Linked DNA regions of Mus musculus: region 2 is linked to region 1. A link is a loop called in an ENCODE intact Hi-C map of the cell type or tissue named here. Cell type or tissue: left cerebral cortex. All regions are shown on one strand.

What was found. Peaks named below come from ENCODE experiments on the same cell type or tissue, not always from the same donor. Only the 100,000 strongest peaks of a DNase experiment are listed, where the experiment ranks them.
Region 2: it touches region 1 in a loop (5-fold over the local background); 17 of 42 quality-filtered maps call a loop at or near these places.

What each region holds. Positions count from the first base shown.
Region 1 is chr12:81,628,665-81,633,664 of GRCm38, reverse strand. Ttc9 (tetratricopeptide repeat domain 9) reads right to left here and starts at 2,416. Exons shown (of 3, transcript NM_001033149.3): 1 at 1,864-2,416. The coding sequence starts at 2,260. In left cerebral cortex, no CTCF peak of the experiment used is centred here; DNase peaks (open chromatin) are centred at 1,778, 2,498 and 2,976; H3K4me3 peaks cover 2,485 bases; H3K27ac peaks cover 1,716 bases.
Region 2 is chr12:81,779,099-81,784,098 of GRCm38, reverse strand. Map3k9 (mitogen-activated protein kinase kinase kinase 9) reads left to right here and starts at 2,929. Exons shown (of 11, transcript NM_001174107.1): 1 at 2,929-3,609. The coding sequence starts at 3,225. Gm46366 (a long non-coding RNA gene) reads left to right here. Exons shown (of 3, transcript XR_001780649.2): 2 at 1,075-1,135; 3 at 1,550-2,079. In left cerebral cortex, a CTCF peak has its summit at 2,629; DNase peaks (open chromatin) are centred at 2,811, 3,265, 3,694 and 4,073; H3K4me3 peaks cover 2,438 bases; H3K27ac peaks cover 1,211 bases.

The DNA of each region.
Region 1 (5,000 bases):
GGCCAGTCAGGGCTATACAGTGAACCCTGTTTCAAAAAAGCAAAAGTGCATGTAGTGTACCTAACTGCACATATGCTACATTGTTAATGTTCATAAGTGATGAGCCCCAGAGCAGGCAGCAGAAGGGAAAGCCCTCTGGGTTTATTTCCATTCTGTCACCAGTGAAGTTTCCCCAAGTGTTTGTGTGGTAGGGACAGAAGGAGAGATTGACCACACCTCTGTCCTCTGACCAGGCAGGCCTGACCAAGGACATACATTGGGTTTCACCATGGAAATACAGCCACTTGTGGGGTGGAGGGCAGGCAGTGCTAGCTATTCATGGGCCGGGTAAATGTAGTCCTAGAACACCCATTACCACTCCAAAATCACTGCATTAGCCATCCTGAGTGCCTCTTCCTCCGCCCTCACAGGCTCTGCCCTTTAACTGTTCATCAGGGCAGTGGCCAAATCCTTACGGGAAACCAGAGGAATCAAGTATCCTTTTATGGATTCACCTATTCCATCCTTCTGTGCCATTATTTTCTCTGGTGCCATTATTTGTAATACTAGGGCCAGTGTCACCATCTCTGTAACTGCCCTTGGTTTACATGTGTAATTCTTAACGTGTGTAAGCTACCTCACACCGTGTCTTCCCAGGCTGGGTTTCACCCTAGTAAAGATGACCTGATAGGGGCATGGCAGCACAGGGGTAGAGCACTTGCCTAAAGATGACCTCAAACATGACAGAATGGGAAGGCGGAGGGAAGCTGGTGCTCAATGCCCAAAGCCAACACAGCAGATCTACATTTCTGAATGGACCATAGTTGTAGTCTTTCAACCTCCAGATGCATCCATCGTCACCCCGCCCCCACCCCCTAACAGGCCATACTTAGTTCAAGCAACTTTCAAGGTTAGAAATGAAGAAATGCCTTTTATTCTAACAGAGAGAGGCTTGACTGTGCCCCAAACCATACACACTAGGTGGGAAAAGTAGAGGGTGGTTGCGTCACTGTAAGGCAGTTGTTTATATCGCTGTTTGCCACATTTCGCAGGAAGTCCTTCGAAAGCCTCAGCGTTTTCCTTTTTTACAGACTTTACATTTTCTATAATGCACACACACACACACACACACACACACACACACACACACACACACACTTAGCCTCATCCCTAAAGCACACCATGGAAGTACACCTTCAGCCCAACAGAAGAGCCTTAGGCAGGAGACTAAGAATTCAGCAGGGCTAAGGACCAACCATGAACTCAGAGCCCTGAGACTGCTGGAGCAAGACCCGGAGAGAAGAAAGTAGCATTTTGGAATCCATTTTACTCAGGACATCCTGAAAAAAAAAAAAAATCCCCTTTGCTACTGGGGCAGGAGAACTTGAGGGAAGGCCTGTTTCCATCTGGTTACTTAAGGGAAGACATAGGTCAACTTTAAAGCCAGTGACACCCGAGTGAGACAGACAGGTGCATGAGCTAGCCTTAGAGCCCATGGCTTGTGCGGTATCTCTGGCTTCTTCTATCTCTTCAGTTTGAACCCAAGTGAGCAGTAGCAGTCGCTGACAGGCCCGCTGGGTCGCCCTCTGTCTGCCCGGTCATTTATAGGCAAGATTCACCATGTTTGCAAGGGAAGAGACTCAAGATGACTATGGCCTTTGGAAGACATCATCTTGAAAGTCACACTTTTTCTCAAGCGCCTCCCTCCCAGATCTCCCCAGAGCACCACTGTCACGGGAGGGAGTCTGCACCGCGGTGTGCCTCAGCGGCGCTCTGGGATCCAGAGAGACTAGGTTGGGAAAGCTGGGGACGGGACGCGTGGCCGGGCGGGGCCCCTGGAGGCCCGGGGAAGGAGAGGAGGGGGTGCGGCGGGGCGCGGCTTACCTGCCAGGCTGTTGTAACAGTCGATCTCAATGGCTTCAACCGTCTTGCTCTGCTCCTCTGAGAGGCGGCTGGATTTGGGAACCCCTGCCGAGGAGGCTGGCCGTGCGTCCCGCTCCTCTTGTGACGGCAGCAATCCCTTCAGCTCCAGCAACGCCCGGTGGTATTTGCCGATGGCTTCGCGGAATTTCTTGTCCTTGTAGCACTGCGCCCCTTGGCTCTTGAACTCGTGTGCGCGCCGGATAAGCTCCGCGGGCTCGGCCGCCGTTCCAGCCTGGCCCCGCTCCGGGGCTCCTCCGCCGCTCGGGACGCACGGCGGCGGCACGGGCCGCGGTCCCTCACCCAGCGCAGGCGGGCTAGGGTTCCCCGAGGATCGGGCCGCCAAGCCCTTCCTCTCCATCCGGCCGCCGCCCGCGCCTAGAGCGCGTCGCGATCCGGGCTTTAAAAGCGCGGAGCGCTGGCTTCGCGCCCCGCAGACTCTGCCGCGGCCGTTACCCTGGGCGCCGCGCGCTTGCCCCGCACTCCCATCCTTTTCGCCAGCCGCCCGAGGCAGCTCCCTCCTCCTGCGATCGCTCCCCTCCCAGCTCCCTCCCCCGTTCCCTCGGCGCCCGCCCTCGTCCCCGCCCTTTTCTGCTCCCGCAACCTGTCCCCGCGGGCTACCGGACCCTGTGCGAGCCTGGCCGTGGTGCAGGGGACAACGGGCCCGACTGGGGTGGTGGTGATTGTCGCTGACCCGGAAGAAGCTGGGCTTGCTCAAAGGAGGGGAAGATTAGCGACAAAGAGGGCCCCCTGGTTCCCATTCATCCAGCCTTCCGAGGCGCGCCGTGGCCAAAAGAAGCTATGGGGGAGGGGTGTGTGTGTATGGGAAGGACTGGGAGGGGGGGGGGTCACCTCAATAGCTTTCTTTAGGACTAAAGAGAAAGGTGCGCCAGGGAGCAAGGAAAATAAGCAGGTGCCACTGCTTGTTTTGTTTGCAGTAAGACATTACTATTTTAGGTGGCAGAGCCTCGCTTTTGTGGATCCAGGTTGTCGCTGAGGTGTGTCTCCCGGGCGCCCAGGACACCGGGTGCACGTCTGCGTGCCTGGCGTTGTATTCCGGGAGACTGTGTGTGCTTACGCTATGTGCGTGCGCAGCTATGCAGAATGAATCACAGAAGCGGAGATGGAAACACCTGTTACTGTTGGTCATCAGGCTTGGCGGGCACAGGGTTCCAGTTTCCATTACTGGACAGTTACGCACCCTTCCTGGGGAGGCTCCTTCTTTCTTTCCCTCTGTCAGTGAGAGTGTCAGCTGTATGCAGGAGATTGGCTGAGCCACACACAGGCAGATGAAAATAGGCAAGTTACAGCCCCCCCCCCCCCACCACACACACACCAAAAGAACCCAGTTTACTGCTGGAAGATACAATTCCCACTAGCAATCACAGAAAGCGCTGTGGAGCCCTGGGAATTCCTTACAGGGTAATAACATTTGAAGACCCCCCAAAGGATGGGCACAGGGAAGGAGTAAAATACCAGACAAAGCAAGAAAGCTCTCAGAGCTGTAATGTTGGACACCTCAGACATATTTAAGGCCTAAAGGTTTGACTTTATGGCTTTCCAAGTGAGAGGGATGCCAGGGGTTTCTGAATAAAGCATTTGGATTTGGGTTTATAGGCAATGAAGAGGATAGATACATTTTTAGTGATATTAAGGGAACGAAAAGATGCTCTTAATGTGATTTTCAAAGGGTGTTTCCCAGATCCGCAGCATCAACATCTTCTGGAAATTATTATATGCAAGCTCTAAGGACATAGTCCAGATTGTCTAAAACAGGACCCTAGCCTTGGATCCAGCAATCGGTGCTTCTGTAGCTCCAAGAGGAGCTCAGAGACAGTGCTGTGAAAACTTCCTACTCAGGTTTTGGACCAGCAGAATGAGCATCACTGATGAGCCTGCAAGAAGTGCTCCGGGTGCAAGACTGCCAGCCCACTGACCCAGAAGTTGCACTTTAACAAGATTGACATAATATGGCCACACCCGCTGTTCTGCACTAGAAGTTTAGGAAAGTATAAAAAACTGTTAACAAAAGCCTCAGCGTATACATAGGGGTACCCGGAGACTCTTACTCAAAGTTTTGTATTTCTGCTTAACAAATGTAAGCGGTATGGGTCAATGTTTAAAATTTGTTTCCTTCTTTTTAAACTTTCACGTTTCATGGAATTAAATATTCTTTTAGTGCTTCCCTCTTGCAGTTCTGGGGATTGAACCTGGGGATTCATGCAAGCAAGTGCTCCACAGCTGAGCTGGGCCCCCATGCCTTATTCTCATGGCTATATAATAGTCTATTGTAGGTATGTACCTTAAAGTACAGAGCCAGTTGTTTTTGTATCCAGACGGCTTTTTATATTACGTTATGCACTATTGTGGATAATACTAAATGAAGTGAACAATAGTAGATATCAAATACCTGGTGCTTACATCGTACCAGGGACTGGGTTAAGCACTTTGCATACATGTAACCTTCATAACAATCTAGTGAAATAAGTAGTTACTCCAATTTTGAATACCACATGTCTTAGGGTTTCTATTGCTGTGAAGAGATACTCTGACCATGACAACTCTTATAAAAGAAAAGATTTAATTGATGCTGGCTTACAGTCTCAGTAGTCCAGTTTAGTCCATCATCATCATGGCGGGACACATGGTGGCATGCAAGTAGGCATGCTGCTGGAGACAGAGTCAAGAGTTCTCTATCTTGATCTGAAGGCAACCAGGAAGAGCCTGTGCTCCACACTGGGTGGACCTTGAGCATATATGAGCTCTCAAAAGTCTGCCTCCACAGTGACACACTTCTTCCAACAAGGCCACACCTCCGAATAGTGCCACCTCCATGGGCCAATCATTCACGCCCATGAATCTATTTGGGCTATTTCTTTTCCTCCACAGCATGTTACAGAGACTTGTCAAGGTTGTACTCCCAGTAAGTAACAAGCCTGGTATTTAAACCCATGTAATCTGTCCTTGGAAGCTCTTACATTATTCTTAATCTCTTGCATTACTCGTATTTATTTTTTGTTCTTATTTACTTTTCTGTCAGGAAAATTGGTTAATTTTTAAAGTAACCTCCCCCACACACACACACCGTGCTGAGGGTCAAA
Region 2 (5,000 bases), 150 kb before region 1:
GAGATTGATGATAAAAATATATACAAGTATGAAAGTGTCATAAGGAAACATATAAATATTTAATGGAACAAAATATAATTACTTAGTGAACATATATAATTAATGTATAATTAACAACAAGTAATAAAATCTTGTCTCGTACAGAGGTAGATTGTTTTTCGGGATACAGTCAGGATCTGATCTAAGTTTAATGCTATCACTGATGGACACCTGTCTTTTCCTGCTTGATGCTCTTCTTTCCAGTGTGGTAGAGAAAATGTTGCTTTTCTGGCTAACATTCCTCAACTCCCAGCTGAGGAACGCAAGGGTGGCAAACTCTCAGTTATTTTACCCCAAAGCCCTGCTCATAGCCTCCTAATGATTCAGCAAGGATGGCCAGACAGGGAGGTCTCAGCCTGTCTGCTCTACAGTGCTGGGGTTACAGGCACCCACAGCCACGGCTAGCTTCTTACACAGGTGCTAGGGATTTGAACTCAGGTACTCATGTTTGTGGAGCAGGCACTCCTACCCAGTGAACCATTTCCCTGGCCCTGTGATAACCTTGGTCTGCTAAACAAAACCCAGACTTCCTAGGCTTATAGCCAAGCCAGCCACCAGGTGTGACTGTCCAGAGAGGTGACTAGCTATGTGCCAGGCGTTCTGAGACGCCAGGAAAGCTATAAGGAACAAGTCAGACCGGTTGCTGCCCTTATGGCAAACACCTTTGTTATTAAATCATTTCAAATGATCAATTAAATAATTATTAATGTGAATCAAATAGCTACCAAGCCTTCTGCAACCCAACCTCAGTAGGTTTCCAGCATTCTTTCTTATCCTCTTCCCCCCCCCACCCCCCGTACCTCTCTGGGACCGGTTCTGTTTCTGCTTCTCTACCATGAAGCCCTGCTAGGCAACTGTGGTCTGAAGGATCTTCCCTAGTTTGAGTTCTTAGCACTTATCCATTCAACAAATATTTAGAGAGTGACTTTTTGGAATGTTTGGTGAGTGACTCTTCATGAGGCTCTAAGCACTTGCTGGAGCATTAAATATTTAAATTGAGCAGGGCATTCTTTTTTTTTTTTCTTTTACTCTTAGGGAGCCAGGACTATTCTCATCTGCTCCTCCAGGGAGAAGAGGTGTGTGGAAATGGCCACGCGTGAGTAGGGGAGAAAAATGACAATTCAAAAAGCTGCAATCCATCAATAATTGTACGACTTGAAGACCCAGTTAACATCCTCCTTTCCAGTTTTCATCTTTGTAAAACCATTCTCTGTGCTTGAGTGCTTTGCCTGTGTGCGCGCCATGTGCATTCCTAGTGCCCATAGAGACCAGTCAAGTATGTCATTTCCCCTGAAGTTACAGGAGGTGCCATAGTGGGGGATGGGAACGGAATCTGGGTCCTCTGGAGAAGTCAATGCTCTCAACCACCAAGCCATCTATCTCTACAGCCCCTCCAGGGTGTGTGTGTGTGTGTTATCTACTTTGTAAGACTCCTTTCTCACACACATGAAAATTTTATTAAATAAAATATTTGTTTAAACACTATTTTCCCTTTCCCATCCTCTTGTAGGCAGAGTGGCTTCTATCAAGAGAATCTATCCAGACTCACGCATGTATTTCCCAGTTTACTGACCCTCCCAGGAATTGAACATGTTAGACCCTCCTATAAACTTGACTGCGTTAGGGGATTTACTTCCGGATCTCCGTCCCCAGGACTGTCTGGATGCTCCTTGAACAGTACCATCTCATCCCTTTCCCAAGACCTTAAATGTGCACAGTGTCTCCCTTTACAATGTAGTCACAGCCCCTTGCAAATCACTGGATGTCCAAAACTAAAACACAGGAGGCTTTTCCCTCCACGGTCTTCACTTCAAGGATAAACAGATGGCACCTGCCCAAGGTCATGTAGCTGCCTCGCTATTTTTTCAAATTGCTCCAGTTTGCCTAATATTAAACTTCAAATTAAAATGAAACAAAAATGGTCTGGTGGGGCACATTGGCACACGCCTGTAATCCCAAGACTTGGGCAGTTGAGGCAGCGAGATAATGAGAGGCCAGTATGGCCTACCCAGTAAGATCTTGCTTCAAAACCACAAATGAGCAAATAAACAATGAAGTACTGACTCTTGTTACACAAATCACATCAATGCCTGTCTTGGAAATACAGTTTGGTAGTTACCATGGCTGAAATATGGAAGCCATTGCTATGACAGGCTTAAAAACATGTAAAAGAGGTTAAGGTCCTTGGGGGTGGTGGCGGCAGGTAACAAAAAGACATAGCATAGGTCAGCCCTTGCCCAAGAATGGCAGGCAGCACCCGCCTTTACTCCTTTAGTCTTTGGAAACTGGGTATCCAGTCACCAGGGTCCTAGATATAGCCAGTTTCACAAGGCAAGCGCAAACTAGCTGGTTCCGCATGACTTCCCGAGCCTGCGGAAGCCCCACTAGGAGACCTCCCCTTTCGGAATTCTAATAACAATGGCCAGGAACTTCTTCTTACAAAGATGAACACAGTCTTCATTAAGGCCAGCAGAGCAATCGAAAGAGTTCTTCCATCGCTAGCCATAAGGTTCCGGGGTGTGAGTGTGTGCGTAGCGGCGACAGTGGACGTAAGCTGGTCCCCGTGGCCAAATAGGGGAACAGCAGATCCATCTGAACCGGGAATTGGCGCAGCCCGTAGGACCAAACGGCGCGGACAAAAGACAGAGGGCTCCGCAGCCCGCTCGGACTGTCCGAACGCACGCTGGGTCTCACCTTCGGGAGCCACCCAATGAGGTCTCAGCCACCCTCAGGAGACGGACAGCCGCGGCGGGCCAATGGGAGGATGGGTTGGCTGTGGAGGCGGGCCCATCCTGGAGGCCCCGCCCCCGGGTCCGCAGGGCTGGGGCGGAGCCAGGCTCGCGTCAGGTGGTCCCGGGCGTGCGGGAGGCGGGGCGCACGGGGCGGGGAGGGGAGGGAGCGGCCAGCGGGCGGCGGGCACGGGCGGCACGAGCAGGTGGGAGCCGCCGAGGGGCGAGGCCGCCCGCGGGGGCGCCAGGCGGCCGGGACTGCGCCGCGCCCCTGTCCGCGGTGCGCGCTCGCGGTGCGCACCGGGCGTCCTCGACTCTCGCGCGCCCAGCCTGCTCGGGCCCTACCTGCGGCGGCCGTCGGGGGCGCGGAGCCCCCAGCGCTGCCGAGCCGCATGAACAATAGGCGGCGGCGGCTCCCGCGGGCGGCCGCCCCGCACCCTATGGACCAGCCGCTCCATGGAGTCCTCCAGATCGCTTCTCGGCTGCCTGGCGAGTGCCACTGCCGCCCCGCCGGGGGACGATGCCACGGGCGCTGGGGCCGAAGAGGAGGAGGACGAGGAGGAGGCGGCGGCCGAGCTGGGATCTCACGCCGCGCTGCCCTACTGGACGGCTGTGTTCGAGTACGAGGCGGCGGGCGAGGACGAGCTGACCCTGCGGCTGGGCGATGTGGTAGAGGTGCTGTCCAAGGACTCGCAGGTGTCCGGCGATGAGGGCTGGTGGACCGGACAGCTGAACCAGCGGGTGGGCATCTTCCCCAGCAACTACGTGACCCCGCGTAGCGCCTTCTCCAGCCGCTGCCAGCCGGGCGCCGAGGACCCCAGCTGCTACCCGCCCATTCAGCGTAAGAAGGCGGGCACCGGTGCCCGGTGGGGACGGGGGGCTGAGGCCTAAGGATGGGCGAAGAGCAGTCCCGAGTGGGGAGCGACTGGCCCGGGCATGGGTGGGCACTTTGGCTGCAGGGGCTTTAGCTGGTGCTACCCAGAAGCTCCAGAGTCGCAGGCCCTGCCTGGAACACCGGGCTTCTTCACCGTCATCTGACTCGCTCAAGTAGCAACTCTTGAAACCCTAGCAGGAGTCTCCTTACGTCCCAACCCCTTACCCCCCCCCGCCCCCCCCGCCCCTTGTGCCCCTCCAGATCTGGAAGGGTTTTGGAGAGCAGGTGGTTACTGTCACCAGTAACCTTAGTTCCCTAATCAAGGACCCGGCGGACCTTTTCTGTTTCTTGTCTCCGCCTCTTAAAGGTATTTGTCTAGAGAGGAGTGGAGGTGCCTCCCGCCTGCCTGGGCAGGTTCACAAGTCCCGGAAGCGTGTGTGAACTCAGGAGTCAGGTGCCTTTGAAATCTCGTGTTGGTTTCTTGGGTTCTCGTACTGTATTTCAAAGTTGTACCCTGAGGAATCTTGCCGAATATTATGTTAGGAAAGGTGTGTACAAGGGGAGGGGGCAAAGTTATGAGTGGAGAAATAATTAGAGGGAGAAAGTATGTCTGTCCCTCGTGGGAGTTCAGGATCAGCAGGTACAGTGGCTAAGTCCTTGTCCCATACAGCCATACTGTTCACACAACACATTTTTTTTTTCCACCCTAGATCCTTGCCTATATTTGGCATTGGCCAAATCTCAGGGGCCAGGACCAGGGTTCCCTCCCAGGGCCTTTCTCCCTGTGTCCTGGTTTTCACCAATTTCCCAGGAACCGTTCCATGTTCCTAGCAAAACCCACCCACTCTCTCTCTCTCTCTCTCTCTCTCTCTCTCTCTTTCTTTCTTTCTTCCTTTCTTTCTCTTTCTTTCTTTCGAGTTAAATTGCCATTGTAATTTCTTAATCACTTGTATATTCTTGATTGGTTTAGAAGATGGCAGTCTCTCTAAGTGCAGTTTATAGCGTTTAAGAATTTCCATAATTCCAGTTAGAAGGCATTCTTACATATATGGTAGCAGTTTGTTCCTTGTCTTATGTACTTGATTTAAAAAAGAGAAGCCATTACAAAGGGCTAACTTTGAGTGTTTAGTTTTAAATTTTCATCTATGATAGTTATCTGTTACTTATTTTTACATGAACAATTATTTTAATGAATAATTACATTACTTTAAGATGATTTTGAAATAGAATGGCAGCTTCTTGTTTTCTTCTTTTCCCTTTGGCCTTTTGACTGTCAAGCGATTCAGGTCTTTAGTTTTCCTTAGACATATCCCCTTTCATTCAGTTTCTTGTTTATACATTTTGATGTTTATAATGCC